5 separate regions of the Homo sapiens genome follow, and regions 2, 3, 4 and 5 are each linked to region 1. The links are chromatin contacts, found by Hi-C in ENCODE. All regions are on one chromosome and are shown on one strand. The core of a region is the stretch at or near the end of the contact, and the rest is flanking DNA. Distances in the headings are between cores, read along the strand shown. Region 1 overlaps QTMAN (queuosine-tRNA mannosyltransferase). Region 2 holds the start of KYNU (kynureninase). Region 3 has its middle 530 kb from the start of LINC01966. Region 4 holds the start of ARHGAP15 (Rho GTPase activating protein 15). Region 5 overlaps ARHGAP15 (Rho GTPase activating protein 15).

Region 1 (6,042 bases), core at 1,882-4,381:
GTCTGTCCTAAAAGATATTACAGCTTCTTCCTTACTCTCTTGGATCTTCCTGGGGGAAGCCAGCTGCCAGCTGCCACGTTGTGAGGACACTCAAGCCATCCTAGGGAAAGGTACACAAGGCATCTTGCCAAATAGCCAGAATCAACATAACAGCCATGTGAGAGAGCCATTTTCTAAGCAGATCCTCCAGGCTAGTCTAACTTTCAAATGACTGTCACTCTGGCTGACATCTTGATTGCAGCTTATGAAAGACCAAGAGCCAGAATTACCCAGGCTGCACTCCAATCCCTTTCTAGCATGCACTCTAACTTCCTGTATTCACAAAGCTCAAGCTAAAAACATTTCTCAGATGCTCTTGCATCACGCCTTCCACAGGGAACCCAGGTTCAACCAAATCCATTCAAAATTTAGAAAGCAGAAATGAGCAAATCAAGGAAGTAGCCAACTACAAATGAGATCAAATTTTGTAGTGAAGGCATTTTGTTCTTCTGAAACAACTATGTAGATATGCTACTAAATGATCCCTAGTCTCATAGACTCTAAGTAGCAAATGGCAGTGGAGTTTTCTACTAGAATAGTATCATGGGGTGTTTCTCATGGCTTGTGCTGTTCCTAGCTATTCACAGTCAACTTTGGTTCCTTGGCACTTCTGCAAATTAAGTAGCATGTGATACATCTCTGTATGCAACTCAAACTAGCTGTTGCCTGCAACTAAGAACCCACTCTACATATGAAAATTCTCCTGTCTCATAACACTTTCATTCCTATCTCATGGTTGACCCTCTTTTCCATTATGAAACCCTCTACCTGTACAATGAATCCTATTCATTTATGCTGTTTCTAGGAACGTGCACTATCTGGTTTCTCCCTTTCTTCTCCACTGCTTTCTTCTCCTTCATCAATAACACAGTTCTTCCAACCCTACCAACTATCCCCATGAAAAAATAATAATATAAGCTCGTTGTTTTTGCTTCAACTTCCATTCAATGCTTGAATTACCATAACTTGGCTTCCTTAGCCATCACTCTACCAAAACCACTATTGCTAAGGCTGGCAAGAACCAATTACTTATTCTCATTCCTCACTCTACTAGACTGTGGCATTGGCACTCCTACCCACCACACCTCTTTGAAACTTTAATGATAACAAGATTATAAACCTCCAGCCTCAATGAAAGAATCTAGCATCCCACCTTCACACATCATCATCACCCATGCCCTCTGCACTTCTGCCACCAGAGACATACAACAAATAGGCATACAGAGACCATTTCAAATGCTAAGGCTATTCGAATATTCTATTTCTTGAGGGCCTAACTGCTTAGACAACCAAAAAGACAGATATACGCACTGTTAAAAAAAAGAAAAGAAAAAAAAGAAAAAAAAAAGAAAAGTGGATGCTACAAGCTATCAATATAGAAACGTATTTCATTATTTTCAGTTATTTAAGGAAAAATAAATGTTTGGAAGTCAGAGATTCCAAAAGAGCAATGCTACAAAACAAGTGTATAACCTCTTAAAACTAACTTCCCAAAGCTAAAAGTTCATTATTATTTGTTTAACACTTGCAAGCCAGAATATCTACAATTGCCAACCTAAGCTAGCATCCGTGAGTCCTCTTGTTTTGAATGTAAGGTTTTCTATGACATCTGTCATCTCACTAACCAGAAGTGATGCTGCTGACTTTGACTGGTGGGGGGTGGGAGGGGAGTTGACCCATTCCTTCCTCCCTGCTAAAGCTACAATCTCTCAAAAGGCTGGCCTCCCAGAATGATGTGAACTAAGCTTCTTTGGTTAGGGGTGTACCCAGCCCTTTTCTTTAAACTGCTCAGAAGACAGAACTTTTCAGAAAACCCACAAAAAAATGGCTTATTTTCATTAATTTGCTTTGTATTGCCATCATTCATTGTCTTCATTTTTAATTCAGTGATATTTATAGCCAAATGAAATGAAGTACAGTCAGTTTTCCTCAATCTGTCTCAGTCTACTCTTCATCTTCTGGGACCCAATTCATGTGATCCTTTAACAACTATTTATTTCACACCAAACTAGTTATCTCCCTAAAGCCTACCAATCTAGCCTCTGGGCATATTTCCTAAATAAAAGCATTAGATCTCTGTAAACCTAAAATTTGCATACTAAAGGAACAAATCAGCTATCAAAAGGCCTAGTAGTATATAGCAGTTGCTCACCGCTAAGCAGAGTTTAAAATTCATTTCAATTTATTATTTTTTAAAGAAACAGCAATTGACTTCTTCCCTTTGCAAAATGCAGTTTAATGGGCCTAGTTAAATTAGAGGTAATAGTGTAAAGCAAGTGTTTTAAATTGGTAAATTCTAAACCTTTTAATAAAAGTACATCAGTCAGAAGTTTTAATAAGACTCAGCAGGACAGAGAAGAATTAACAGTCTGTAGGAATCAAAAGGGGTGATAGGCAATGATAACCTTAAACATTTGCATAGGGATTTATAATTTCATTGCTTAAAGGTTAATGAAATTATGTGGTATTTTGCCCACTCTTATCCAGTAAATGATTTCATGCCTTGATTTGTATATATTTACCAACTGAATCCTATAAAGAAAAAATGACTCCTTTATCAATTAATCTACGACATTTTTACTTATACACTTCTGGGTGCACAATTATCATTACCTATTCTAACCAATAACTGGGTCCTCTAAAACACAATGTAAGGTTTCCAAAGCATCTCAGAAAAAAGAACAAAATCAGAATTCTGAAAGTACATTAAATTGTAATGTGACTGCTTTTTTAAAAACTAGATATATTCCTTTATTTACTTTATACTTCAAGTCTACTATTGCTAAATACTGGCTTTTGCCAAATATTAACATAAAATCCACCCTAGAGATTGATGAAGGCATTCAGGATACACTGAGGGTGAAGATGGAGAAATGCAAACAGTCCACACAAACAAGTAGAACAGGTTAAAACAGTAAAAGGATTCTAGGCCAAAGCAATTGTTTTAAAACATAACAGCATAAAAACGACACACTACTGAGGCCTTGCCTCACTGAGCACCCAGGAGGGTGCAGGGTCAGCTGCTTCACTTAATACCCAGTTCTAAGAAAAAAACTGCAAAGAGCCTCACTTAAGCAGAGTGGTGCTTCCTACCCTGGCTGCACGTTAGAATCCCCTGGATAGCTTAAAACAAAAACCTAAAAATCCACACTTAGGCCCCATAACCAGAGATTCTGGTTTCATCAATAATTTATAGACACTACTCAGGGTGATTTCTTGATTTCTTAGGTGCAACTAGGGTTGAGAAATATGCCAGAAAGCACTGGTTCTCGAAGTGTGGTCCCTGGACCAGTAGCAGCAGCAACAGCAACAGGAAACATGTTTGAAATGCAAATTCTCAGGCCTCACCCCAGACCTAGTGAACCAGAAACTCTGGAGTGGGGCCCAGTGTTTTAACAAGTCTTTCAGATAATTCTCAGATGCACTATGTTTGAAAAACACTGCTTTAGAGTAAGAATGGCCTGGTTTTCAATTTTCTCTCCACAATTTACTAGCTATATGACCCTTGGTCAGCTCTCTAAACTTCTTCCCTCACATGCAAAATAAAAGAGTTAGCTACCATTTCTTTAACGTCGAATGTGTGCCAGGGTATGCCAATAAGCACTTTATATACATTATATAATTTAACCCTTACAGGTTTGTCAGATAGATATCATTACCATTTTACACCAAAAGATGATGAACCTCATCCAATATCACAAACTAGTAAGCAGAATCAGAATTTAAACTCAAGTTTTTAAAATTCCACAATTACTGCTCTTTCCCTATTCCTCAAAATATTCTTGCTGATCTTTCTTTTTTATTCTTCTTTCCTTTCTTTTCTTCTGTTTTGTCTTCCTTTCTTTCTGTCCATCTTTCTTTCTGTCTTCCTTTCTTTAGGAGGAAGCTTATCTTGTTACTATAAAGCTAGATATTACCTAGTGTGTAAGTGTGTACAGTATTTACTATGTGACTACAAAGTACTTAGCATTCTACCACATGCCAGAAAGAAAAGAATTAAAATACAAAAAAAAAAATGAAAAGAAAGAAAGAAATCATAGTAACGAAGCTATGAGCTAGCTGGAGATAGATCCATTTTGCAAAACATAGGGACACATATGATTTCATTCTTAACTGGCAGGTGGAAAACAGAAATAACTCAGAAATTCATGAGATTGGAGCTCAGAGACCAAGGCATGACACCAGGAAGTGGAAGTTTGACTTGCTCTGAAACAAGGAGTAAAAAGTTTCTCCAGCACAGGAGGAGAAAAAACAGCTAGAGAATATAGCACAATAGAAAATAAAGCTAAAGTAGTTAAATGGGTCCAGATTGTGACTCAGAATAAGAAGAGCTTAACTTTAGTACAGTAAAAGTATAAAATGTTTTTTCACAGAATATTTTTGATGAACTGATAGTAAAGAGATAAAGTTAAAATCAAGTCATAGGAACTTATCCTAGAAAAAATATGAACCAAGGGTTATGCTGAAAAAAAAACAAGCAGGAGAAAAAGTTACTTCTATTATTAAAAGTGTTAAGTGTGATCCACTCTTTACTGTTTCCATGGGCTATTCATATCCATTACATAATATTTTCAATCATCCACTAATCCAACCAACACTGACTGATCACATTAAGCTAGGTATCAAGGATAAAAAGTAAGCTTCTGACTCAGGGCACATGGAGCAGCTTTACATAAGAAACAGACTGCCAAATGTTTTATGCAACATTAACATAAAGTTATTAGGAATTCCAAAGGCCACTATAGACAGACCAATTGTTAGCAATGACTGTTGTGAAATTCCCGAAAGTCAATGAAGTATAAGCTAGCCAAAATGTTATGCATATAAAATATAAGAGGCCAGGCGTGGTGGCTCACGCCTGTAATCCCAGCACTTTGGGAGGCCGAGGCAGGTGGATCACTTGAGGTCAGGAGTTCGAGACCAGCCTGGCCAAGATGGCAAAACCCCGTCTCTATTAAAAATATAAAAATTAGCTGGGCTTGGTGGCATATGGCTGCAGTCCCAGCACTTTGGGAGGCTGAGACATGAGAATCACCTGAACGCAGGTGGCAGAGGTTGCAGTGAGCCGAAATTGCACCACTGCACTCCAGCCTGGGCGACAGAGCAAGACTCTACTTAAAAAAAAAAAAAAAAAAAAAAAAAGAGTATTCTGCCTATACTACCGTACTAGCATCATAATCATCACCTCACAAATGGAGTAACCCCAGTTAATCCACATTTAGGCTTACATATGGCTAAAAAAGGCAGGCAAACATAAAATCTAGAGGTAAGCTTTAAATATTCACATCACTCATTCCATTTTGTGCTGAAGAGCTAATCAAAAACTACGCTCAGAAACTCACAGGAAGATTCTACCTATGTATTGAGGAAAAACTGCAAGGTACAATGGGATGACTGCATTTATTAGCATCTAAGGTTTCTAACTCTGTCAATGACAGTCCAATGCTGTATAACATCTTCTTCTTTAGTTTTACTGTAATCTGACAACTCCATAATGCCCATTTATCTCCAAGAACCAATTTAAGATGCATGTATGTATGGCCATCAGACTATGCTTGAATAACAAGGCACTACTAGGGTTATTTTTTCTCAGAATAAATGTGAATGGAATTTGCTATGATATTAGGAATGATAGCATTTTGCAAACAATATAATTTAAGAAACAGTAATGAAACTCTATTGAAGCTGTTTATTAATAACCTACACAAATATAATCAAAGAACTGAATCCCAGCTGTTAGAAACGACTTGAAAGGTCACTTGGTAAAATACTAGCTTTTATCCCTTATGGTATCTAGACCATATATAGTGTTAAAATTAAAACAATGATATCAAAAGGCATCCAAGTACTTTAAGTGATAATTTATCTGGCCCCAATATATCCAACTCATATATACTACTGTATTTTACTAAAGTTCAATCGCCTATCATCTCATTCTTTAATAATATAAACTATATATGACAATGTGGCAGGACTAAAAGATTGGTACTTGACTGGTTTAAT
Region 2 (6,042 bases), core at 1,009-3,508, 1.4 Mb before region 1:
ATGAATGAAAGTGTCAACTGAAGAATGACAGGTTCATACATTTGGAAAGGAGAGCTTCATTTCACATAAAGGATTGCAGCCTGCAGGGTGATCATTCTGACCTCTGAAAAGTATAGCCTCTAATCAGAAGCTGGAAACAGACATTTTGAGGGAGGAGCAAAGGAAACAGAAATTTATGTTGAGCAGGGTAGCTGAATATATATATTCAATAAGCTATAGGGGAAGCCATGAATATTTGTGAAAGGAGAAATGTGCACATGCACAATGGAGTTTCATGCTTCTCCATGGGATCCGTGTTCAAAAAATGACAGCATTAATACAATCTGAGGGGGCAGTTTTCAGCCCAATGTGAAGCAGAGGACATGAAAACCTTTACTGCACATTCTCCATAGACTAGCCAGAAACATTCCATGATCAGTATTTTCTTTTTGTTCCAAACCACAAAAGAGAGGGATAACACCAGGTGATGGTTGATGTCATTGGTGTAATCTTTTGAAATGACTGGTTTCTTTTTAGCCATAGGGCAGAAAGCCTAATCATAGTTAGTGATGGAGCGGGTATGTGTTCCACTTCCTATCCTGTCATGGCCAAAAACTTAGTTTTCAAGTTTACTCTGGGATCCCCTTGGCCAAGAGCGTGTCCGTTCAGTTAATCTAGGGGCTTGGGATTTTATTTTTATTCCTCAAATGTAACAAATTTAAAGAAAGAAAGAAATTTATAAAACATAAGAAATAGAAGTATAGCTTAGACCTCCAAGCAAGTTCTTTAAAGGTGACAAGTTAAACAGTAGTTTTTAAGATAATATTTTGATGAAATTTTTAATCATATTATTACAAGATTTTAGAAGAAGCAAGATCTTGTGAAAACAAAACCTTAATGTCCATATCTAGCTCTCTAAATCTATAGTCAGTCTTTAAAAGAGTGACACAAAAATGACACAGATCCGCCCTCTGGTTCGCTCCCCATATATTAGAGCCTGGTAATCTTCCAAAGTTTTTACAGCATGAGGCATACACAGAATAGATGCAAAAAAAGTACACCTTCTGAAATTTCCTGAATGGATTCAAACTTTTACTATTCTAAGTTAATCAATTGGTAGTCTACTTACTTTATAGGATTATTGTAAGGATAGGATCAATGAAGTGAAATATATTTTATTTTCACTGGTCAATTACTCGTATTAAAGCAATTTCATGCACTTTATCTCCCTCTCTTGGAAACTGGAGAGTAGTACTTTTTGTCTGGTTACTTAAGATTAAAAAAAAGACAATATGTCACTTTTGACTTGAGTGTCATGGTATCTATGGCCTTCAACCTGCATGGTTTTATCGTTTCAGTAATCTTGGGAGGAAGGTATTATTAAGTTCATTTGATAAATAGGAGACTGAGCCTCCACAAGGGTTAAGTGAATTGCTCAGGGTTATACAATGAACACTTGATAGAAATGATTAAATGACACTTTACTTGATTTGTTGTGGGTTACTAAATAAAGCATAGGTGTGCATAAGTCATTCAATTATTCAAGCACATTCTTCATCCCTAGTCCTAATATCGAAAGTCTTTGCTCTTAGTTTTTATAACTACAAGGATATTCATCAAAAGACCCAAGCTCAGGAATAAGCCTAAAGAGGTAGTCAGACTAGAACAAAAGACAATTCACAGACTTAAATGAATAATTTGCATTAATGAAGTTTGCCAGGCTAGTTTCCACTTGAATCTTCAGATCTTTCTTCCTTCATTGTCTTGTTAACTGTCCAGATTTATTACCTAGGAGTTTTTGAAAACTCACATATTAGGCAATAGAGTGTATTCTGGAATTGAGAGCCTATTTTAAACTTTTGACTAAAAAGTTTACCCATTAAATGTCATAGATTCAACCATCAGACTGAAAATCCTCAGTGTATTTGAAGGAGGGTATTGTCTCAAAAATCCAGAGCTCAAAGTGAAGAAGAAAGGCAAAATTTGGAATTTAGCTCTAAGACCAACTCATCAGTTCAGGGGTCAGAGATTTATATAGTTAAAGGACAAGTGTGTGTTTACCTGAGTTTAAAGAGCAAAGTTGCCTCTGGAAAGAAGCCCTCACTGGAGGCTCTGGCATTTGAAATGGTGGGCAGGAGCACATGTTGCTTAAATTTCTGACAGTGGCTGGAGATTACCGATTGGTTAGGGGAGAGGAAGTAAAGTAAAATATTTATAAATTCTCCACTGGGTGGAGTCTGAGCAGTTCTTTGAATTTCTCACCCTAAGATCTGGCCTGTACATTTTCAAGGAATTCTTGAGAGGTTCTTGGAGAGATTCTGGGAGCCAAACACTCCATTGGGATCCTAGCTGGTAAGCTTGAGGCGCTGATAAAAACTCTCTACCCTAATGTTTACTCCATGTTTTTTCCAAATGAAACTTCTGTCAGCTAGAATCCTTGTCATAGTGTTTTAGAGGTTTTTTTCTGCTACTCTCTTCTTTTTTTATATATATTCTTTTTGTAAATAAAAATGGTATGACCTTCCTAAAGGCCCCACCTTTAGAAATGGGTTAAATGAAAAGATCTTTACTAATGTAATAGAAAAGAACTGATGAACATAGTGCACTGAATATGGTTACATTTGACAAACCAAAGTTAGTCCTGTTCTTATTTGAGTTTAAGCGGTAAGATTAGGTCAAACTCCAGACGAGGGAAAGATATTCTTAAACAGATTTTAAGTCCTCTGTTTTCTGGTAACTTTAATTGTCTTATGCTGCTAGTAGTCATATTAAATATTTATTTAGAGAAGTGAAAATGCCTACTCTTGAACAGAGTTTCTTCCCCTTTCATTTTATGAAACCTAAGAAAAGAAAGTTGATACACTTTTTAAAAATATACTAGATTTTCTTTTTTCCTTTCTGCTTTTATTTTGAGGCCAGTGGGGTGTTATTTAGTAGTAACACTGAAGCAAATGTATTGATTTTCTTAACGTGTTCAGCAAGTAATTCATATCCTAGATATGAAATATACACTCGTAGCAGAGTAATGTTACCCATTTCTCAATGATATGCTTAAAGAATCTTGCTCAATATGCATATTGTTTTTCCTTTTTTCTTTACTAATGAAAAACTACACGCTTTCTCAACATATTTTTAAGTCAGGTTCTAAACTTTGAACTCCTATGTACAATTTGCTTATTTCAGGCATGAATGTGAAACTGTGTAAAGATTAACTACCAGACACTCAGTCATTTATTTAACTATTTAGCCCTAAATCAGTGGGTGACTAGGAGATTCTGAATTCTGTGATTTCGTTAAAATCAATCAGTTTTTAATTATTATACAAGCTTTTTACTTTAAAGTTGTAGCTGTCTAAATAAAATTGTGAAAGCACAATTTCCAAACCTAAATCGAAGGCACATTGATGCTGTCCATCAGAAGGTATTGATAATTTAAAAAAATATTACAAACTATCTTTTATCTTTTTATAAAGGACCTAATGTCATTTGAGCTTAACCATAATCCTTTGAAGAAAGTAAAATTTAACTTTAAATAACATTGACATACAGAGCAGTTAGGTGATTTGTCTGAGACCATATGGTATGTATGTCCCCCGTCTTGATAAAATTAACACTAAATATGTAACATTTGAAAATTTGTAAAATATGTAAAAGTTGAAGTTTTTAAAAGTTTGGATTTAAGTTCTTCCTTTCAGAATATGAGCATGTCACTTTATTTGCAAACTAAACATGGCATAACATTATGGCTTGTGAACACTAATTGTCTTAGCTGCTGGGGTGAATGCAGAATTAAGCAGCAATTAGTATGAGTGAATAAATTGCATCCTTAGAGTGAGTGCACTATGCTATTCTGGGAACTAAAGACTATATTTGAGACCATGCGAAGTTGTGCAAGTGGTGGAGTAGGGCAGGGTGCAGTCATTTGGAAGACTATGCCCATCAGGTATCTCAAGGTACCCCAGATGTGACAGGCCCAGGAGCGGAACCAGCCACTTTAACTTTTGCCTGGCTGAAACTGGACTGGGAAGGATGGATTAAAAAGGTAAATCAATTCATACGTAGCTTGTGGTCCTTTGCAGCTTAAGTGTAGGACTGAAAAAAGAAGCCAAAGAAAAAGGGAATGAGCTGAAGAAATACACACACGTACACACACACATCAGGAAGCAACAGGCAAGGAAAAATAAAGTGAGAGGTTCAAGGCTTCGAGGAGGAATTGAGCTCTGTGCATTCCATTCATGGGCTTTGCCAAAGACCAGCACAATGGACTCAGCATCTCAGGCATGGTTAAGTACCCTACTGTGCACTCTGCTATCCTTTTAGTCCACTGGTTTCTACTCTGTCTGTGCCAGGTTTTCATCTCAATATAGAGGAAAAGGATTCTGATGCCTCAGGATTATTACAAGCATTAAATAAGATACAGATAGAATGACGCTAATGAGTATCATTTTTAAAATAAGGAAAGTTGAATTTTATTCAGAATCTGTTGGTAACAAACTAATCTCTTTATTTAAGTAACCCCACTTAGAGTTTAAAGTCACCTCCAATCAACTCAAAGGGCTGACCTCCCAAAGAAAGTCTCAAATATAAGGCAAGCTCTCTTGATTCTGAATTTCATTAGAAATGTTTGTCTAAGTCTTTCTCATATGGTCAGAATGAGAGAGGGTGCCCTTCTAGTAATATGTCATTATGTCAAATAATTCATCAACCAATTTTGTTTATTCTCTCGAACTGCCACTTTGGCGGCAGGGGTACTCTGTCTAAATGAGATGTCTATAAAGATAAATTAAACATGATTCAGGCCCCCAGGTAGAGTTCAGTTCAGTAGGGTAGAACAGCAACTCAGTCCAGCTACCATCAGTAATATGTTTGTAGTAAGACTAATCTGATAGTAAGGCAGAAAAACATCTCATGGAATTTTAGGAATAGCCAAGAAGATGGGTCCCCTGGAGACTTGCACATAGCATGTTGCATGAAGGATTCAGTGACTTGCAAGATGGGCTTGTCTTGTCACCTTTTCAGGAGACATAGCTGTTCAATCCCTTGCCATTGTGTAACTAAGTGACTCTTACTTGCTGCTGGAATCACTTCATGCTTTTCATGCTTTAACAATCAGTGGTTCTGTTTTACTTTGAAAAATGAGTCATTCTATGACAGTATTCCTCCTAGACCCTAGCATTTCATAGCTTCTATCTATGATTATTTTAAATTCTAGCTCCTGTATCTAACTGAATGAATAAGCACATCCCACAGCTCAGATTCCTGAAAGAATTTGATTATGTACTCAGCTAAACATCATCACTGTTTGGTTAGAGCTTTTATAGCAAATAATTCACAGATCTTTGATGAAACTACATTGTCTTTAGTGGGTAAGTGTCCAACAGAGGTCTAATAAACTATGACCAGGCAATTGATAATGCCAAGCGGTAGAGACACAGTGATCTCTCTTCAAAATGCAGTTTCCTTCATCAGAAAGCTATGTGTGGGGAGCCATTTAGAATCAAGTTTCAGGCATAGCAAATGTTTTTGATCTTTCCTATCCATACATATGTCCAAATAAATATAGTACCTGGCAGAATGTATTATTATCGTAAGTAAAGTACATAAGTGTGCTCTTAATTGTTATTGGTGTTCAGAGGAAGACGGGCTACTTTTGCCTGAGACATCCTAACAGGCCTCTTGAAAAAAGCATTGGAGCATTAGGTCTTTGAAGGTTGGCTAGAATCCAAACAAGTTGAAGGGGAGCAAAACATTTTAGGCAAAGGAAATGGCATGAGAAAAATCACAGAAATAGAAAATTTCATGTGGAGGACAAATAATACTTATGGTCAGATATTGAAAGCACCATCCATCAATGTTGAAATCCTACACTTTTGTACAGAACCATGGATTGAAGCAGTTAGGAGTCACAACTGATATCAAAGTAAAAAACATGCAATGGTGAACCTTGGTATCTTTGTCTAGGAATATAAAGAATGGCTTATCAGTGGAGACCATCGACAGTTGAGAAAAGAAGAAGCCCAAAAAGTACAAGAATGAAAATCGAGAGTGTAAGAAGAATGTCTGT
Region 3 (6,042 bases), core at 1,369-3,868, 1.2 Mb after region 1:
ACATACTAAAATTTAAATATGCAGCTTTTTTTTATGTTTCTAAATTTATGTAAAGTAAAAGGCATCTCTGTGTTAAAAGAAGTACTACCTTCCCTCTGGAAATTTTCAATGACTACATACACATATGTTCACCTTGGAAACTAGGAAAAACATAGTCATGACTCATGAGAAATGTAGAGGCAGAAAATTCCATAAAGGCACCTCTTGGCCACCTCTTGATAATGGCAGAAAGTGAATGAACTGCTCAAAATGATAGCTCTTTAAATTTCCTTTGCCAGGACTGCTATCTGAAAGATACATTGGTATACAAATTACACATAGAGAGTGTGGTTCTCAAAGTTCAAAAAATTTCCTATTTCTAGGTTTTGCCACTAAAATCTTGCATGTCCTTGGACACAAGTGACCTTTAAAATGGGAATAATTATTTTGGACCCATCAACCATATAAAGCTAGTCTGTGCAATAATGGGTGTAAAATACTGTTAAAAAATCAAAATATGTTATTTGAATGTGAAGTAATAGTTCATTTTTATTAAAATTAAACAATGTTTTCTTATATGAGTAGTGGCAGTAATAATATTATGAACATACAAGTAACACAACAAGTATTTTAAGCACAATTTAAAAGTAAAGTACATGCTTTTAAACTCTGGAAGTGTATTTTTCAGTATGTGCTATGAAATTATTTTCAAATGATGCAATAATAAAATTTAGTGAAAAGATCTCAGGATTATTTTATTATCTTGTCATTGTACAATTAAAGAAAGTTGGAGGTATAAAAACTAAGTGACTTACTCTAGATGTCAAAATTGCTTATTTACAAGATTGAGACCAGAATCCAGAGATCTTTACATGCCATCCAAGGAGTAAAAATGATTCAGATAGTGAATTTTTCCTGCTTATTTGGTATGTAAAGACTGGTATTTTAAATATTAAATTTCATGTCATGACCTCCTTAGCACATCACTCTCCTAGAGTAACTTACCATGGACAATGGATTGTAAAAATCAATGAAAAACATGAAGATAACTGGTAGAACACAGGTTACACAGCCATTCTTACACAAGTGAAAATGATTTGTTTATAGCTTACTCCTTGGTTTCTTGGAATTTTCTTTTTAAAAAGGCAACAAGTATTTGTACTATCAGTTAGACTTAAAAAAACATTCTTCAGAAAGAGAAAATGTATTTGTGAAATCCATTTAGTAAAGTTGAGTGTTTTGAAGGATGTTGCTGTCATCACTATGGGCCATTTGCTAATTCCCAAGAATGTGTATATAGCAAAATGTCTCTGCCTGAGGCAGTCCCTCCTAATGTTGGAGCCAAATCAGTGGAATGGATTGGATACACATAAATGTTTTGTCACCTTTCTAGTACCGGAGAGCTTAAATTGCTGAATCTTTCATTCCCTTTCGTGGCTGAGAAATGTGTGTTCTTTATTATGAAGGGTTTAGGGATTGCATACTGTGTAATAGCTCAGATGAGTGAAAACAAATTTAAATATCAGCAATGCACTGACTTATACTTTACATGTTGCAAATACTCTTAGAAACAGTATGGGGCCTTATTAAGTTTGAACCTCAGGTCTTTCAACTTCCCTGAGAAAAGAGAACAAATGGTAACTGCATGAGAAAATAAGTAACTAACGTTTGTGATTTCCCACTTCAGCTCAAGCCCAGATATTTTTGTCAGTTGTTAATTACAGTCATATTTCTCTAAAGCATTTTCTTTTTTAAGGATTAAAAAAAGGAGAGAAGAATTTCAAGAAGAAAGGCTACACCATGCGATACAGGTTCACATTTCTCTGAGTGGAGAGGAACGCATTGGGGTGAAGGTGATAGGCAGGGCCACTTGCTGGAGAACGGGGAGCTAGCACTTAGATAGAGTTGATAGAAGTGGAAATCAGACTGGGATAAAGTCAAGAGGTAGGGCTAGATCAAGATTCAAAGCAGAAAATGGCAAGAACTCTGGCTTGACAGTAGGGATGTCACAGGGGAGAGATGAGATGAAAACATGGTGGGATGCAGTTATGTTCATTAGGCCAAGAAAACGTGTTCAATATCAAATTCAGTGCTCTTCTCTTTTTCCAGATACTTGTATACGATTGTTTATTAATTCCCTGTGTCTCTAATATTGTGGATCTTCTTCCTGTAACTCATACAACTAGCAGATTTCTGGCTTAAAGACAGAAAGGAAGGGTAGCATTTTTACATGAGGAGGGATTAAGGCAGAGAGAAGTAAATTAATTGAAGTTCCTATAATTAAATTACTAATGGTATCTGCATTAGGGTCACATTTCCTACCCCTTCATCCTGTATTATTTCTAGAATCTTTACACTGGAATTGACCACAGAGCATTGCACTGGATTTGACCACAGAGGTCATTTAGTCCAGAATTTTATCATTTGGTCCACCTTTCCTTGGAGATTAAACTAATGAGCTGGCATTGCACCCACCCACCTTGGCTTTATCCTGATAATTCCTCTCAGGGTGAGTGGTAGTTCCCATGGAGAACACTAAGCAGGTGGTTTTGTTGCACAGTGAGCCCTGGGCTTCCCTGAAATGCCCTGAAGTGTCAGTTACTGTTTTGATTGCTTTTTCATTTTTCTATCCAGACACTTGTTGACAGGAAACTCTGTGGCCACCATTCATTGCATTTAAGAAATCAAACAACCACAAACTGTCACTGTCACTTTCATTTCCTGTCATCATTCATTTTCTTGAGCTGCTGCTAGTTTATCAGTGTAGCTGGATGTCCCGTGCTCCTGGGCATTGGGGAGGAAAGACTGTAGGTATGTGCAGGTGCTGAAAAAAGATGTGAGAGGAACGCAATAAACACTTGCAGCCTCGCTCCTGGCTTTCCGTTTATGTCATTCACCTGTGGGTTTAGAAACGTTTTCTGTTTCTAGGATCAAATGGAAATCCCAGCCTTATTGCTGTAGGATTTTCTTAATCCTTCCACAGTAGTTAAAGACTCTCCCTAGCTTCACTTTGTTTGTTGTAGCTTGTGTAGGAGTGATGCAAGGCAGGCTTAACTGCTTCCATCAGCAGCTCCAGGAGGAAGTTTTGTGATGGTAAGAATTGGATTTTGTTGTCCTTCACAAGGACCTTTCTCCCAGCTGTTTCTATATAAATGTACGTCTCTATAGCTCAGAGAACTATCAGGAAACAGGTGTTTTTCCATTAATAGCCAAGATGCATCAAAGGAAGGAGAAGGTACAGCAGTATGTGAAAATCAGGTGGTCCACGGTTGAATACTTTGTACACAATAACTAATCACTCAAAGCTTATATCTATTTATAATAAAGTCTATAATTACAAGCCAGGTGGCTGTGGTTAGGAGATTGTGGGGTTTTTGAACAGGTTACTTGACTCGCCATTACAGCTTTAGAGGAGATATGTCCACCTGGGTAGTGGGTGATGTGGCACGTGTTTGCCTATAAACAGCACACATGTGCTCTGCCTTAGCTTCTTTTCAGCTGTCTTCCGAGTCTGTGTGCATCAAAGTTGTATTCTACAAATCTCCTTGCTTACTGGCAAATATAATAGCCAGAAAATTTTACAAAAGTTCTATGGGCTTTGAGTTCAGAAGTTTTGCTATACTTTTTCCTGAAGAATATTATGTACAACTGATATAAATTGGAGTTTGCTGATGCAGTATTTTGAAGTCTAAGATGTCATCTGGCCAGTTGACTCTAACTATGGAGTCTTCATTTTTTCCTTACCATGTGCTTCAGAATTCATAAGAGATGATTTGAATAGTGATATAATGACCATGACATATTGTAAAAGTGAAGTTATGAGTAATTTGTTAATTATTTATTGAGTATCTCTTATAACCAGTGACACTTTTAAGGGCTGTGGGGTATATAAATAAGTGTAGGAGATGGTTCCTCTACTGAAAGAACTCTTTTCTCAACTGGGAAGATATGATTCAAAGAGAAAACGTTGCCGCTACTACGTATTCTATCACTTGCTCAGACAATATGTGCTAAAGGTAGTAAGATATGTGGGATTATTATGCAAGGAGATTGTATTTAAAGCTTCATGAAGAAGGTGAGATTAGAAAGATGAAATTAACAGGTAAAAAGAACAATAAAGGGCATTTGGGTGTGGTGATTGTCTTAGTTTTTTATGGCTGCATAACAAATTATCACAAACTTTGCTGATTAAGATAACACATATTTATTCCTTCTCATTTCTGTAGGTCTGGAGTCTGGCTTCACTGGGACCTCTCCTCCATGCCTCCCAAGGCTGCAAACAAAGTGTCATTTAGGCAGCATTACTCTTTGTAACTCAGGATTCTCTTCCAAACTCACATGGTTGTTGGCAGAATTCAACTCCTTGCAGCTCTATGACTGAAGCTCTTGTTTTCTTGCCAGCTGATGTCCAGGGAGCACTCTCAGCTGCCAGAGGCCTCTCTCAGGTCCTTGCCATATGGCACCCTCCATAGACCTCTTACAACATGGCAACTTCCTTCTTTCAGGCAAGCAGGAGAGTGTCTGCTGCTTTAAACCTTCCTCTTCAGGAAGGACCTAGTCTCTCTTTTAAAGGCTTACCATATTTAAGTCCAGTCCACCAATGGTAATTGTTCTTTCAATTAACTCAAATTCGACAGATTAGTCAACCCAATTAGTATTGGGAGTAAAATTCAATCATTTTTACAAATTATGCACACATTCAATTGGATGGGATTGCACAGGGGGTGCGTGTACAAAAGGAAGTAGAAATCTCAGGGACCATCTTAGAATTTGCATATCATAGTGACAGAAACAATGCAACATGGAGTGGTTTCACATAGTGTGTTGGGAACATGGTTAGTTGCACAACATAACTGAAGAAATCAATTGTGAAATAATTTTGGAAATGCCAGTTTGGAAAACACAAACAGACACACACAGACACACACAGACACACACACACACACACACACACACACACACAAAAATAAGTACCTCAAATCTTTAAGCCATTGTAATGGGTTATATTGTCTTAGCATTTAAAATGAGAGTGCAAGGGACCTACTGTCCAATAGACTTAATAATCTTGAGACATCTTGTCAACTCTTCCTAAAAACTCTGATAATGACTATAGTTTACCTGTAGCTAGGAATTTTTCATTATATTGTAAAGGGTTGTGAAAAACAAAAAAGAAAAGAAGAATAAGAAAAGAAGAAGGAGAAGAAGAAAATAGGAAGAAGAAGAAGAAGAAGAAGACGGAGAAGAAGAAGAAGATAAAGAGGAGGATGCAGTGTGGTGAAAAGATGAGGAGGAGAAGGAGGACAAAGTAACTATGCATGATCCTCCAAACCTAAAATATTTATTATGTGGCTGTTTATGGAAAAAGATGCTGTCGCCTGACTCTAACTTCTAAGCACAAAACCCAAAGGCAGTCTTCAACTTGGACATTTTAGAGGATGAGTGCTAAAGAAATTACCTCAAAGTTTGTGTTAAAATGCAAACTTTATGTATTGAAAGTTTATATTAAAATCCTCAGGTCTCACTTTAAACTACAGCACTCCGAAGGGTCTTGGAAACTGTGTATGTATGAGGAAGGATGTGTGTGGCAGAACTAATGAATTCTCACTTCTCTGGATAGATATTTAACTACCCAAGCACTAGTCTGAGGCTTAGTGTATGACTTGGTCATTGTTTCAGCTCCTCTGGCAAAATTCTGTGGTCCAAAATGATAGCTGATATTACTTTGTCTGAACTGAAATTTTACAACAATTGCTTTGTTGTGTTTATATTTGTATTTATTTATTTAGAATTCGCTGGGTCTTTTTTATCTGAATATGTATGTTTTCCCAGTTCTGAGAAATTATCTTCTATTAATGTTTTGATAATTTCAATTCTTCTGTTTTCTTTATTCTCCTTTTTAAAAATTCCACTTATTGGTACACTTTTATTTATCTTTGATATTGTGTATATTTTTATTTTTCTTTACTTTATGTGCCACATCTGTGACTCAAATGTCTCCAGATGTTGGTAAGAATCATCACCCATCTTAGCTACATCCTTCGTCCTGTGACCCAGAGTTTCCTC
Region 4 (6,042 bases), core at 1,585-4,084, 1.1 Mb before region 1:
TCCTTACTAGTTTGGGCAACAAAGTAACCTCAGTTTCCTCATATGTAAAAATAATACAATAATATTGGCTAGCTCACAAATTTGTTGTGAGGATTAAAAGGCAGAATGAATGTAAAGTGCTTGGTACAATGCTTGGATTATGGCAAACATTCAAAAAATCTTAGCTACTAAAAACAGTGAGCATATCAAGCCACAAGTGTCAAGGCACTGACCTGTAGCCTTAATCATAGTAAGTACCTCTCCTTTTAGAAATCAAATCCAGGGCCGGGCACAGTGGCTCACGCCTGTAATCCCAGCACTTTGGGAGGCCGAGGCGGGCGGATCACCTGAGGTCAGGAGTTAACAACCATCCTGGCCAACATGGTGAAACCCCGTCTCTACTAAAAAAAATAAAAAATTAGCTGGGTGTGGTGGTGCACGCCTGTAATCCCAGCTACTCGGGAGGCTGAGGCACTTGAACCTGGGAATCACTTGAACCTGGAGGCGGAGGTTGCAGTGAGCCGAGATCATGCCACTGCACTCCAGCCTGGGCAATAGAACGAGACTCTGTCTCAAAAAAAAAAAAAAAAAGAAAGAAAGAAAAGAAAAGAAAAAAGAAATCAAACCCAGGCATATCACACTGCCTAAGGGGCTCACCTTCCACCTTATACAAAGAAAAGGGGCACTTGTCTCCATTAACTAATTGTTGATGCCAACAAATATTGTGTCACCCTTAAGCAGGTATTTACATTTATTTATTACCATAAGGGTATATTGTTATTTTATATTTTTCCTAGTCAGATGCCTGATGTTAGTATCTATTTAAAAGGAAAGGCATGGCCGGGAGTGGTGGCTCACGCCTGTAATCCCAGCACTTTGGGAGGCCGAGGCGGGCGGCTCATGAGGTCAAGAGATAGAGACCATCCTGGCCAACATGGTGAAACCTCGTCTCTACTAAAAATACATAAATTAGCTGGGCATGGTGGTGCATGCCTGTAATCTCAGCAATTCGGGAAGCTGAGGCAGGAGAATCCCTTGAACCCGGGAGGCAGAGTTTGCAGTGAGCTGAGATCGCGCCACTGCACTCCAGTCTGGCAACAGAGCGAGACTCCGTAAAAACAAGCAAACAAAAACAAGGAAAGGCCTAATTTATTTTCCTTGTCCTAGACTTCTGAGTCTAACTCAGATTTACAAAGGCTTAAATCAAGCAGAATGTACTGAAGTTCTCTGATGCTTCTTAGGAGTTATCAACATTTCCCAGCTCATGCTAATTTATATATCTACAATTCCTTATGATATACAAAATATATACATCTATTTACTTATCGTGTTCCCCAAGATGGATTTTTTTATGCGGATGTTTCATTACATGGATAAATGAACTAAATTTCAGAGAACTTAAGTAACTTGGCCAAGGTTAAGTGAATAGCAGTGTCAGAATTAAGCCCGGAATTCTGCTTTCCTCACTTTTAATATTATGAACTTTCCATTTTCTCTTCGGTGTTAAGGAGAAGCATTCAGTACAAATCTTCAGGACTCTAAACACTTAAAAAGGTCCTTCCTGAAATGAGAACTGACAGTGAATTCTAGGGTCAATCTGAAATGTGATTTTTAGAAAAAGATCCCAGAGAAATTCAGTTAACTGATAGGGACATGCCATCCCTAACTTGGGCCATATCCACCAAATCTATTTTTAAAGATTGACTTTTAGTATGCCAAACATTCTATACCACTGAGCTCTATTACACAGATTTCTAGTCTAATTGGTTTGTATGACAAGAGATTGTGATTTAACTCTCTCATATATTTGGAAGGAAAGCTTTTCCTCTCTTCCTTTTATGATTAAGCTGCAAATCTCACAAAACCAGCCAAGCCTGAAAATCCAGGAGCTTATTCTTGAACTCCATGGCTCAATAAAGATGCACATCCTAGAGTTATTTCTGAGACCCCTTACAAATATGTCTTGGGTTTGTTGAAGTTTGACACAAGAGGGCATTCAGCAGCATGCCAAAATGATATTGTTTGGATCCTTTATTATAATATATATTTTTTTTCTTTTTAAGTCAGACCACACAAAGAATCACTCAGCTAGAGCAAAAGCTCTTCAGCAGGTTTCAGAACTGCTTAGGAAATTGCCAGAGTGGACACATCCGTATGAGAGCCACAGTCACAGCAAATGCCACAGGGTGTGTTCGACGAGCATGATGAACACCTGCCTTTTCCCCAGATGCTCAGATGGCGGCGTGGCTCTGGGCTGTGTTTTCTGAAGTTCTAATGCAACCCTCCCAAGGCCTGATGAACCTGTTAACTGGATCAGGTTTTGGTGGGTCCTTTCATGAATGAGGCAGAGGCACCAGCTCTGTGAATTGGAGGTGGCTTCCTTGCTTCCAAAGTCAATATGCAGAGTGTCCTGATAGCATGGGAGCATCTCAAGCGTAGCCAGCAGAGTAGACGCTTCATTTTTCAGCCCTTGCTAGAAGGCAGAGAAAGAGGAAGTTTCTTCAGTGCTTAGCAGTCTGCTCCTCCCACTGATGAATTTTTAATCACACATTTTCCTCCCTTAAGTTAAAATTGATAAAATCTCTATACATGTGTCTTGTTTGACAATTGATAATAACATTGAAAAATAACAATATTGTTGACTATACAAGGCAATTTCTTCAAATTGAGTAATGATGTGATGTGTGTGGTTAACTGTCTCTACCCAGGAAGTGGTTTTATTTAAAAGTTTTGTGCTCACCCCACCCCCCGCCTTTTTCTTCCCCCAGTACTGAAATTAAGCAGCATCCAACACAGGCCTACTCTTACGACATGTGACTTTACTGTTTTCCGTTTTTGTTGAAAGAGTCATTAACAGTTAGGAGTTGATGGCAGTTTCAATAACAGGTCATTGCCGAGAAAAGGTAAGTTTTAACTTTATATTGTACATGAAATTTAAACTTGAACATGTTCGGCAGAGTTTCCTACATTTTGGTGTGAACATATAAACATTTCTACAAAATATGACGCTTTTACCTGTGATTAAAACATTGGCTGGTTTCCTTTGATGTAGAAAAGAATGTTCTTTTCATATTTGCAGCTGTCAAATTCCAATGTCTTTTACTAAAATGTTATAATAATAAGATGATTTGCTAAGATTTTGTACTAAAATGTTAAAGACAGAATAAGTTATAAAGTTTTAGTTTGAAGTGCATTTAAAAATAACTACTAGAAATAATGTGAGACTTTGCACCTTTAACCAACTGTTTTATAAAAATATGTATTGTTCAACATCCAGATAAGGAAAGAGAAAAGGGTATAACAATGAGAAATAGCTTGAATTTCAGTGTGAAAGATACTCACTTTAAAGCATTGTATTAATGTTAGCACTAAAAACCCTTAAAAAGGTTACTATGTAGCTAATTAAAAAGCAAGGAGCTTTTAAAATGTAAAGGAATACTGTCTATCATGACACTTGAAATTTTTTTTCTAAATTTCATTTAAGATATAGGGTGAAATGAGTGTAAGTTTCTAATTCATAAGCAAACTTTTATATTTAAAAAAGAAGTCACAGCTGATTTCATTGAAGGTTACTCTGAGAGGAGAGGCAAATTAGAGGTATACTTTTGTTATTTATGTAATTATATAATTTTCCTTCTTTGAAATATTCCAAAATAATAAACCTTAGAAATGAAAAGGATTTGTTAGTCCTAAACTGACATGTAATTTTCTTTTATATTGACTTCTTGCTTTTACAGAATGTCTTTGTGTGCTGTAACATATGTGCAGAAAACATCAAAATATTGCTAATCTCAGAGACAAATACCTAAAATAAATCTGACTGTAGATTTTTGAAAGAATTTTAATAACAGCCCAAGATATGATCCATTCTTCCCTAATATTATTTTTATTGTGCTGCTGGATGGGAGAAGTGATGGCCCCCACAACACCTATTTTTTGTGTTATTAAAAAATGGTTACAGGGTTGATAAGTGGCAACAATTTTCTTTTCTTTTATTGTCTTCTATTGAAAGACACACATAAATGTTTTTTGACATGGTCAATTTAGTAGGAAATTATTAGGCATAGTAGTACACTCCATTTTAAGACCTCTTCAATTGTCAATACTGAAGCTAGCTACTTGTTGACTATTAAAATGATCACAGAAAAATAGAGATTAGGACTTGGTGTTCAATACATTTTTTATTGTTAGCATGTAAGAAGACCCTGGTAATATATATTTGCTTTGATATTGTGATTAGATTTTCAATTTGTTGCATTTCCTCACAATGGAAAGCATTATTTAAATCTGTCTTCAATATCGTGGTTCTGAACCTCTGCATCTATAGAAGCTGTATAATTCTGATAATTTTGGTTGATATGTTATTACTTTCTTTCATTTTATTATAAAAGAATATCAAATGAATAAACACATGCAATACTTACACCTTAGCAAGAATGAATATGCAGATAAACATCTGGCATTGAGGAAAAGTCCATGAAAATTTTTTAAATTGTTTAATGCTTTTAAAAAAGAAATTCACTGTAAAAATGAGTGTTTCTTGCAGAAACTGTTAAATTAAAATACACATATTTTATGGAATATGTGTAAAATTAAGAATGAATTGAAGAGAGCTTGATATGAATTTAGAAAGATCAATGAGTAAAGATGATAGGTAAATTAAAATACCTTCAGAATTGTTTGTAAAGAGCAGTAAGGTACAAACCAAATTTTAAGACAGTTAATTGCAAATAAGTTACTATAGAATTCTATTACTTTATATGTTTTAAGTGGATGAGTCAGAAACAAGTTTTGATGAAATGAAAATAATACGGAAGATTTTATTTGGAAAGTCATATTAAAGCTAATTTGCTCAAAGAATGTCGTGCTTTTCCACTTAGGGCCAGCATTCAGTAAGATTCAGAAAGGAGAAACTCTTTCCTTGATATTCCTCCTGTTGCTCCTTTTTATTATTCTCTTCTGGAGCGGCCTGCTCTGCTCCTAATTTAGAGTCCCATAGACTTGGTACCTAGAAAGATAGACCCTTCCATTCACTGGCTCCTTCCATTCAACTGAACTTTTAAAATGTACTCATCCCATTTTCCAGCACTTAGGGAATCTAATAAAAATAATCCACGCTTATAGGAGAAGGCTACAGAGCTTTGACTTCCTAGCCAGGCCTCCCTTTCTCCCCCCAGTGGAATTTTAATATGTTTCCTCAGCAGACAGGGCCCAAAGGATTAGCTAAATGTTGGATCTCAAGTGAGGAGACTGATGCCATGGTAAATGGTTGGGGGAAGACTTTAGAGGGAGAGTGTTTTGTTAACCATTGGTCCTGCCTGTGGCATTTAAACACAGAATTTCTGGAAGTGTCTCATATGAAGGATCCATCCCAGTGATGTATCCATTTCTTTAAGATAGTCCTGAAGAAATAAACACCTTTCTTGCAGCAGGTAAAAAAAAAAAAATATTGCACTACATTTTCAGGCAATTTTGATATTCCCATACACTTAGAAATTATTTAACATAATTAGTTTTTAATAGATGTATTTTAAAAGTCATTGAACACTCTGAATTTAATTCTTTGGATACTAAAAGCATATTTTTTACACTGTACAATAAATGCTACATAATTAGACTTTAAAATGCCCTTGTAAGTATTCTAAATTTGAGCTTAGAGTGTGCAAAACTTCTTTGTTGGCAAACGATAGAAAATGAGTTCAAACTAGCCTAGGCAAAAGAGATATTCTTTTATGTGTGAAAAGTCTAAGGATAGCAAAGTCAGGAATGGCTGGATCCAGGAGCTCACACAGGATTATCAGGAGTAGGTCTCATTTTTTTCATTCCTCAGCTCTTCTTTTCACTATGCTGTAAGCAGTCTCTAGTGGAAGCTCTCACGAAATTGTCAAGCTCCTACTGAGTTGATCCTTTCAGCAAACTGTGGGGAAAGAATGCTTTTCCCCAGTCACCACAGCAAAGTGTCAGATTTAGATCTGATGGGACTGAATTGGATCACATGACCATAGCTGAACAATTACTGAACTTGGGTGCAGACAGCATGCGTGACCATGCCTAGCTCACAGG
Region 5 (6,042 bases), core at 1,587-4,086, 1.1 Mb before region 1:
TTCCTTATGTCTCTTTAATTAGATGCAATTGCACCCTAGGAACCTTTTCTTCAAATGCTTTATTTAGTTATTCCTTTTAAGTCTTTACCTTTCTTTTCATTTGATTGTTGACCAGAAGCATTGAACATGTACCTAGATGTTCAGAGTGAAGTACCTAAAATTCTGGAATATTTTTTCCGTATCACAGGGTGCCCTTTTCATAAGATTAATGTTTACAAATAGATACTGTAATATTTATTCTGTTTTAAAGTTAATTAAGAAGCATCCCACGAGCATGTTATATATTTATTTTGTGGCCTCAGGGGTCAAGGATTCTTACTTGTGGATTTCTTTTCATCAAGTATCTTAGAAAGGGGTTATACCTTAAACAAAATCATCAATTTCCCCAGGATCTATAAGACAAAATCCCAATTCTTTAATAAAAATAACCAGGTTCTCCTAAGGCAGCCTTAATCAACCATAGCTTTCCCACTTAGCCACCAACACTGTATCATCTTGTGTGGATGTTCACTCCCCTTTCCTTAAATCTTGTGATCTCAGCCTGCACTGCTCTTGATATCCCCTCTCTGCCTTTCAGAGTCCTGTTTATCATACAGCATCCAGGCCTCACATCACCTCCACCCTAAAATCATCTCCAGTCCCATTCTCCACTGCACTCTAATCAGACTTCATGGTAGGCAAGCCTGCTTGTGCTTAACTCCACTGCAGGGTGCTTAATAACTTTGCAGAACCTGTGGGATGTGGCAAAGTCTATGTCTCAGAGTAGAGGCTCAATAAATATTTGAAGTGTAAAATGAGCTGCTTTGCTCCCAACAGGATGGAGTTTGAAAGGTTAAGAGCTAAGAAAGATCATGGTTGCCTACCACACACTTATTCTACTTTTAAAAAATATTTTACTTGACATTTTCACCATTTAAGATGGCCATGTGCAGTGATAATAACTGTATTACAATTTACCATGCTGCAGACTTGTCAGACTTTGTCAGCAAATGCAGCAAATACTCCAGATTCCCTGCTATAAGTTAAATAAATGCAAAAACTTATTATCACATTTCCTATATATAACACCTGCCCAAAGACAATGTTACCCAATGGGGTGGCTATGGTCACATTCCTTTACTGTGATCTTCCTTTCTCATTATATTTGACATTTTTGAAACTGAGTTTTATTGCACTCTCTCAGCTTACAGAGTGGTCGGGGAAATTAGACTTAATAGAGATGTAAAAGCCACAGGGAGAAAACAAAAGGAAAGTGAAATGGAAGGAAACTGAAATTAAAATGCTATTTTGGTAAATGGCTGCTGTGGTGGAGACAACAAACAATTGCAATGCGAGTTAATTACTGACCTGTCAGGAAAGTGTGACGCGAAGGTTGTGGCACACATTACTGGAGCTACCAGGACCACAACTCATTTCCACAGGGGAACAGACTTGTTCTACCACAGATCAACATAAGATCTTTCCAGGGGATAGAAATGAATTTCTCGGAGAAATACTATTTATCTGTGGAGTTGTCATGAGCTCTTAGCAGACCTGGAGAAACAGCTCCTCTAATACATGTAGAGCAGGGAATGGGGTTGTGTCACCAGAGAAAGTTTGTGCATGTTTAGGCAGAGGGGACCTTCGCTCCTCGTGGTGGACCTTCGCTCCTCGTGGTGGATGTGCTAAATATACAGCTCCCTTGCCATGGAGTGAAAACTCAGGCTAACACTCATGAAATGGGAATTCCCTGGGTGTATGGCCATTTCTTGCCTCTGAGATTTTACTCACAAAACTCTCAGTGGCAACCTATGTCTTCCAGAAGCATCCTTCTTTTAGGGAAAAATATCAAGTACCTATCCAAATCTGAAACTCAAGGAAGACTATTCTCAAAGCAAAAATCCCTGAAAATTCTAAGATTGTGATAAATTTGATCTTTTTTTAATGAGAAGAAGATACAGGGCTTTTGGGAAATAGAAATATGATATTTTTAACCCTAAAATATTATATGAATCTCCAAGCATACTTTAATATTAGCCTCAGAACACAGAAGAAACATTGTTTTCTTTCTGCCTCTAACTTATAATAAAATATCCATAGTTTATTTACTCTAAGAAATATTAGCAAAGGTGAGTTACACATTTTTAAAGTAAGAAAATTGGTCAAAGACATTTTCTTCTTTGCCAGGCTACATACACTGGCATAAACTAGGTTCCATATTTGTTTTTCATTTATACATTCAACAAACATTTAAGTCTCTATTGTTTTGTCAGGAAGCAGAGGAACATTTATAAATGATTAAACAGAAAGACTTGCATGATACATACCTAACGTGGCTACACTATGATCATTTTATCTGCCAGATTTTCTTTACATTTCTTGTTACCTTTTCTTTCCATACACAATGTCCACTTGATTTGTGGGTCTATGGCGAAATCAAGGATGCTGGGGGGTGTGGGCCCTGAGTGCCATCCTAGAGTTATTCTGAACAGAATGTGACACCAGGGGATGGTGTTCAGTATACCCAAGCCTACATTTTCTCTACTCAGCAGCATAAAGATTATATCATAGTGCCTATCCAGTTTTTCCCAGCTCAAAAATTACTTAATATATTTTTACTTTTAATGCTGTTGATGTGAAAGAGATGTCAAAAATACACATTCTAACTCAAAAGGGCAGGCTGCTGAGCTTTAGTGTAGTTAACAGAATGCAACAAATAATTGGGAGAGCAGCTATGAAATTTATGATTAGATGAAATATCATGTTCACTCCTATTTGCAGTATGAGTAGGAAAATCAAGCCCAGAAGCCCAGGACACCATCGAACCACGTAGTTTGAGCAGAGCCAAAGTTCGTGTTGCTCTTATGAAGTGCATTCTCATTACTGCTTCCTGTTTTTAAACAGGATTGAAAGGAGAACTAGTGCAATATCACAAGGTATTCTTGCTCTTCTGTTGGTACACGTAAAATCAGGAAGTCTAGAGAATAGTGAAGCCAGTCTTAAGTGATTTACATTTCAATTTCTAACTCAGGGATATTTATTTGGAGAGTTTAGTAAAATCAATGGATATCTCAAACACATGCAAAATGAGCCAGTTCTTCAATATTTTCATTAGTCATTCACCAGTGCTCTGTATGCCTCCTGTAAGAACATAAAAACACAAGGCATCAAAGTTTTCTCTAACAAAATTTAATAGTAACAATAATGATGATGACATGAGTGGGTAACGTGTTCTAGGAAGAACAAGGGGAATACTGAAGAGGCACATAGATCAAGCAAAACCTAAACTTAATATGATTTGAAGTTAATAAGCCTGATATTACTAAATTACATAGAAATAAGCATAAGCAAATATTATTGATTTTACAATCTACCAAATCTAGAAAATTGAAGGTCAGTGAGGAATGAAAACATGGGTGGAACAACAGAATATAATTTAAGATTCCTGTGAATATTTTTGGAATAATAATGCAGAAAGACTCACAAAACTGGAGTTCCTCGTTCTCTTTGAGAGAACACCCTGAAATTAATACAGATATTCCTGGAAGAACAACCACTCCTAGGTTCTGGAAGCCAAGTCAAGTTGGACTCTGGGGTATGAGGGTTTCTTTTGAGTCGATGTTGAGCAGGCTTTGCAATGGAGTTTCTTCCCTAGAACCTTATTTCATAAAGGCTAAAAAATAAGACCACCATGGAAGGGATATTGCATCATACAGCTCTAGGAGGCACCATTTTCCAGAATGCAATGTTAATGTCCCATCCCCAGTCACAAATCCTACCACCTCTGAATTTATGTAAGGGCATAAATAGAGTGGACTGATCAATGCTCTTCTACTCTAAGATAGTTCTTTCATGTAGCCAGAAGAGTTTCCAGTTTGAGATTCAGTTAAATGCTTCCTTGAGAGTTAAGGGAAAGTCTGACTGATATAACATTGTGTTAGCTAGTCTAATCATACCCCTCCCATATACATCTAAGTGATTCAGAGGTAAGAAAGAATGGATGATGGAAATTTTTATAAATTTTGACACTGTAGTTAGATTAAGCCTAAGTGAATGCTGCAGTGGGTGCTCTGGCAGCTGAAATATGAAAAGGATTATAGGGTGTCTACTAGAGAAAAAACTGTTGGGATGTAGGCAGGGGGAAACTGGGGAGTTGAAAGGGAATAAAGAAAGGGCTCTAAGTGGGACCCCAAAACAACTTGCAAAATATGGCCTAGAAACAGCCCTGTCTAATTGGAATGAGAGGTTCCTAACGGGATGAATCAGAGGAAATCGTCTCTGAACCCACAGGTACAGCAGTCACAGGTCCCACAGCCACTGGCACAGCTGTCATCATCCTGTTAGATTTCCATCCTCAACTGTCCTCCTTCTGTCCGGCAGCAGGGCTCTGCTTCCCTCTCAATTCATCTCCATTCTCAATTCATCCACAAAAAAACATTGTGTGTTATGTACATCCAGGACAACACACATTCTCTTCCTCAGAGTGTCTAGAATACCAGCCCCTCTGGTACTGGTTGGGTTAGAAGGGATGGGACTCTCAGTCAATCATTCAGCCAGATGAAAGATAAGCGAGATGATCAGATATCCCCACAGAGAGGTCAAATGCTACCTTCTCTATGAAATCCATTGTTTCTTTCTTTCTTCGAACTTCCCTGGTACTTTATGTCCCTTCATGACATATGTCAATACCTACCTTATAATATCCCAGGTATCTGCACACCTTTGCATTGCCAAATCCTTTGCCAGAAATGTCCAACCTGCACTGACTTAGCTCTGATGTAATCTGATCTTCTCTTGCAGACTTCCTCTCTCTCCACCTCCCACTTCCACCTGAGTTTAATGCCATTGCTCCTCTCCCCACCTGGGCACTGCCCTATTCTCAGTTAATTATTGATTGTTTCTCTATTGCCCTCACCAAACTCTGGGGCACTTGATAAAGATTATCTCTAGTCTCTAAAATGGTGCCTGCCACTTAGGAGAATCTCAGTAAAGGTCGAAGGGGTATATGTATGTTTTCTGTTGATAGAAATCTTTAAGACGAGGTTTTGTGTCATTTTTCTCTATCTTCCCAGAGCAATATAGTGGTCTGCAAAATTAGAAATCCCCAAATATTTAACAATAGAAGAACAATTATGAAATAGCATCAAGTCAATGACCTTGCAGAGCAAAGTACGTGGGAAGCAGAATAAAGAGAACAAACTTAGTGGAGGGGGTGTCAACAAAATGTAACAACAGGGTGAGATGGAAAAGGAAGTGAGGGCTGGAGGAGAGACAGTGAGCAAATTGAGAGAAATAACATTAACATTGTGGTAGAGAGAGAGATCCGCCTGATGGAAAGATCTAAGAAAGCAAAATCTTGAAAGTATTTTCTGCAGCTTGTCCCCATGAAAACAGAGGTGGGGAAGCCAGATAAAAGGCTTTGTAATGAATCCAGCCTTTTGACAGTAGCATATCACTAGGCAAATTATGGTTTGATTGTGAAATCAATATAGGAATGCAAATTTTGATTTGACACTGAAATTTGTCCAGCTTCTGAGGAAGCAACATGTCCTATAAATGGTGTACGGTTGGGCTATGTAAACACCGTGGCTAGATGCTCTTGGCCAGAAGAGAGTGGCTTCAGCCTGAGTGATTTCATCCACCAATATTACAAACACACTGTCCTTAGAGTTTGAATCTATTGAATAATGTGGGAAATCAACCCTTGAAGGCACTCAGAGGAGAAAATATTTTTCTAGAAAAATATATGATTTTCTTCTTAATACATACTTCAAATTTTTATTTCATACTTATTGAAAAAAACTCTTGCATTCTCAATTAGATAATTTTGAATAATACATTACTCATGTAAGCATATAAAAAGGAAAATAAGAGCAAAATAAATTGGCTAAGCAATTGCTAAAACAACTTTTCTATAAACATCTTCGTGATTTATTACTGAAGAATCATAAAGTGCAAGTGTTTAAAGTATACAATTTGTTCATTTTTAACATGTGTAAATGCCTATGAAACCAACACCACAATCAAGGTAACAGACATACCCATCATTGCCAAAACTTTGCT

Evidence for each region. A loop is a pair of places that touch in the nucleus more often than their neighbours do. Pooled maps may share reads with other maps.
Region 2: a map with no recorded cell type shows a loop between it and region 1 (4-fold over the local background). The contact joins the promoter of KYNU here to the enhancer-like site in region 1. A Hi-C loop is called at or near these places in 4 of 37 single-sample maps with no recorded cell type and 3 of 50 pooled maps.
Region 3: a map of OCI-LY7 shows a loop between it and region 1 (9-fold over the local background). The contact joins two enhancer-like sites. A Hi-C loop is called at or near these places in 1 of 168 maps with a recorded cell type or tissue (OCI-LY7), 1 of 37 single-sample maps with no recorded cell type and 5 of 50 pooled maps.
Region 4: a map of OCI-LY7 shows a loop between it and region 1 (3-fold over the local background). The contact joins the promoter of ARHGAP15 here to the enhancer-like site in region 1. A Hi-C loop is called at or near these places in 1 of 168 maps with a recorded cell type or tissue (OCI-LY7), 3 of 37 single-sample maps with no recorded cell type and 5 of 50 pooled maps.
Region 5: a pooled map shows a loop between it and region 1 (2.8-fold over the local background). The contact joins two enhancer-like sites. A Hi-C loop is called at or near these places in 2 of 37 single-sample maps with no recorded cell type and 3 of 50 pooled maps.

Annotation. Positions count from the first base shown.
Region 1 is chr2:144,237,805-144,243,846 of GRCh38, forward strand. The region is part of intron 1 of QTMAN (queuosine-tRNA mannosyltransferase); the gene reads right to left. Among named protein-coding and RNA genes, the nearest start is that of QTMAN, 92 kb to the right of the region's middle. RefSeq lists a silencer at 1,618-1,697 and an enhancer at 3,145-3,224. Within about 2 kb of position 3,132, at least 4 of the 41 ENCODE cell types and tissues checked have a DNase peak (open chromatin) inside an H3K27ac peak, as active enhancers do; they include OCI-LY7, where a contact is called at or near this core.
Region 2 is chr2:142,875,406-142,881,447 of GRCh38, forward strand. It overlaps KYNU (kynureninase), which reads left to right and starts at 2,259. Exons shown (of 14, transcript NM_003937.3): 1 at 2,259-2,331.
Region 3 is chr2:145,409,018-145,415,059 of GRCh38, forward strand. No RefSeq gene overlaps it. Among named protein-coding and RNA genes, the nearest start is that of LINC01966, 530 kb to the left of the region's middle. RefSeq lists an enhancer at 3,223-3,382. Within about 2 kb of position 2,619, at least 3 of the 41 ENCODE cell types and tissues checked have a DNase peak (open chromatin) inside an H3K27ac peak, as active enhancers do; they include OCI-LY7, where a contact is called at or near this core.
Region 4 is chr2:143,126,585-143,132,626 of GRCh38, forward strand. It overlaps ARHGAP15 (Rho GTPase activating protein 15), which reads left to right and starts at 2,835. Exons shown (of 14, transcript NM_018460.4): 1 at 2,835-2,882.
Region 5 is chr2:143,147,620-143,153,661 of GRCh38, forward strand. All of the region lies in intron 1 of ARHGAP15 (Rho GTPase activating protein 15), which reads left to right. Among named protein-coding and RNA genes, the nearest start is that of ARHGAP15, 21 kb to the left of the region's middle. RefSeq lists an enhancer at 1,187-1,246. Within about 2 kb of position 2,837, at least 6 of the 41 ENCODE cell types and tissues checked have a DNase peak (open chromatin) inside an H3K27ac peak, as active enhancers do.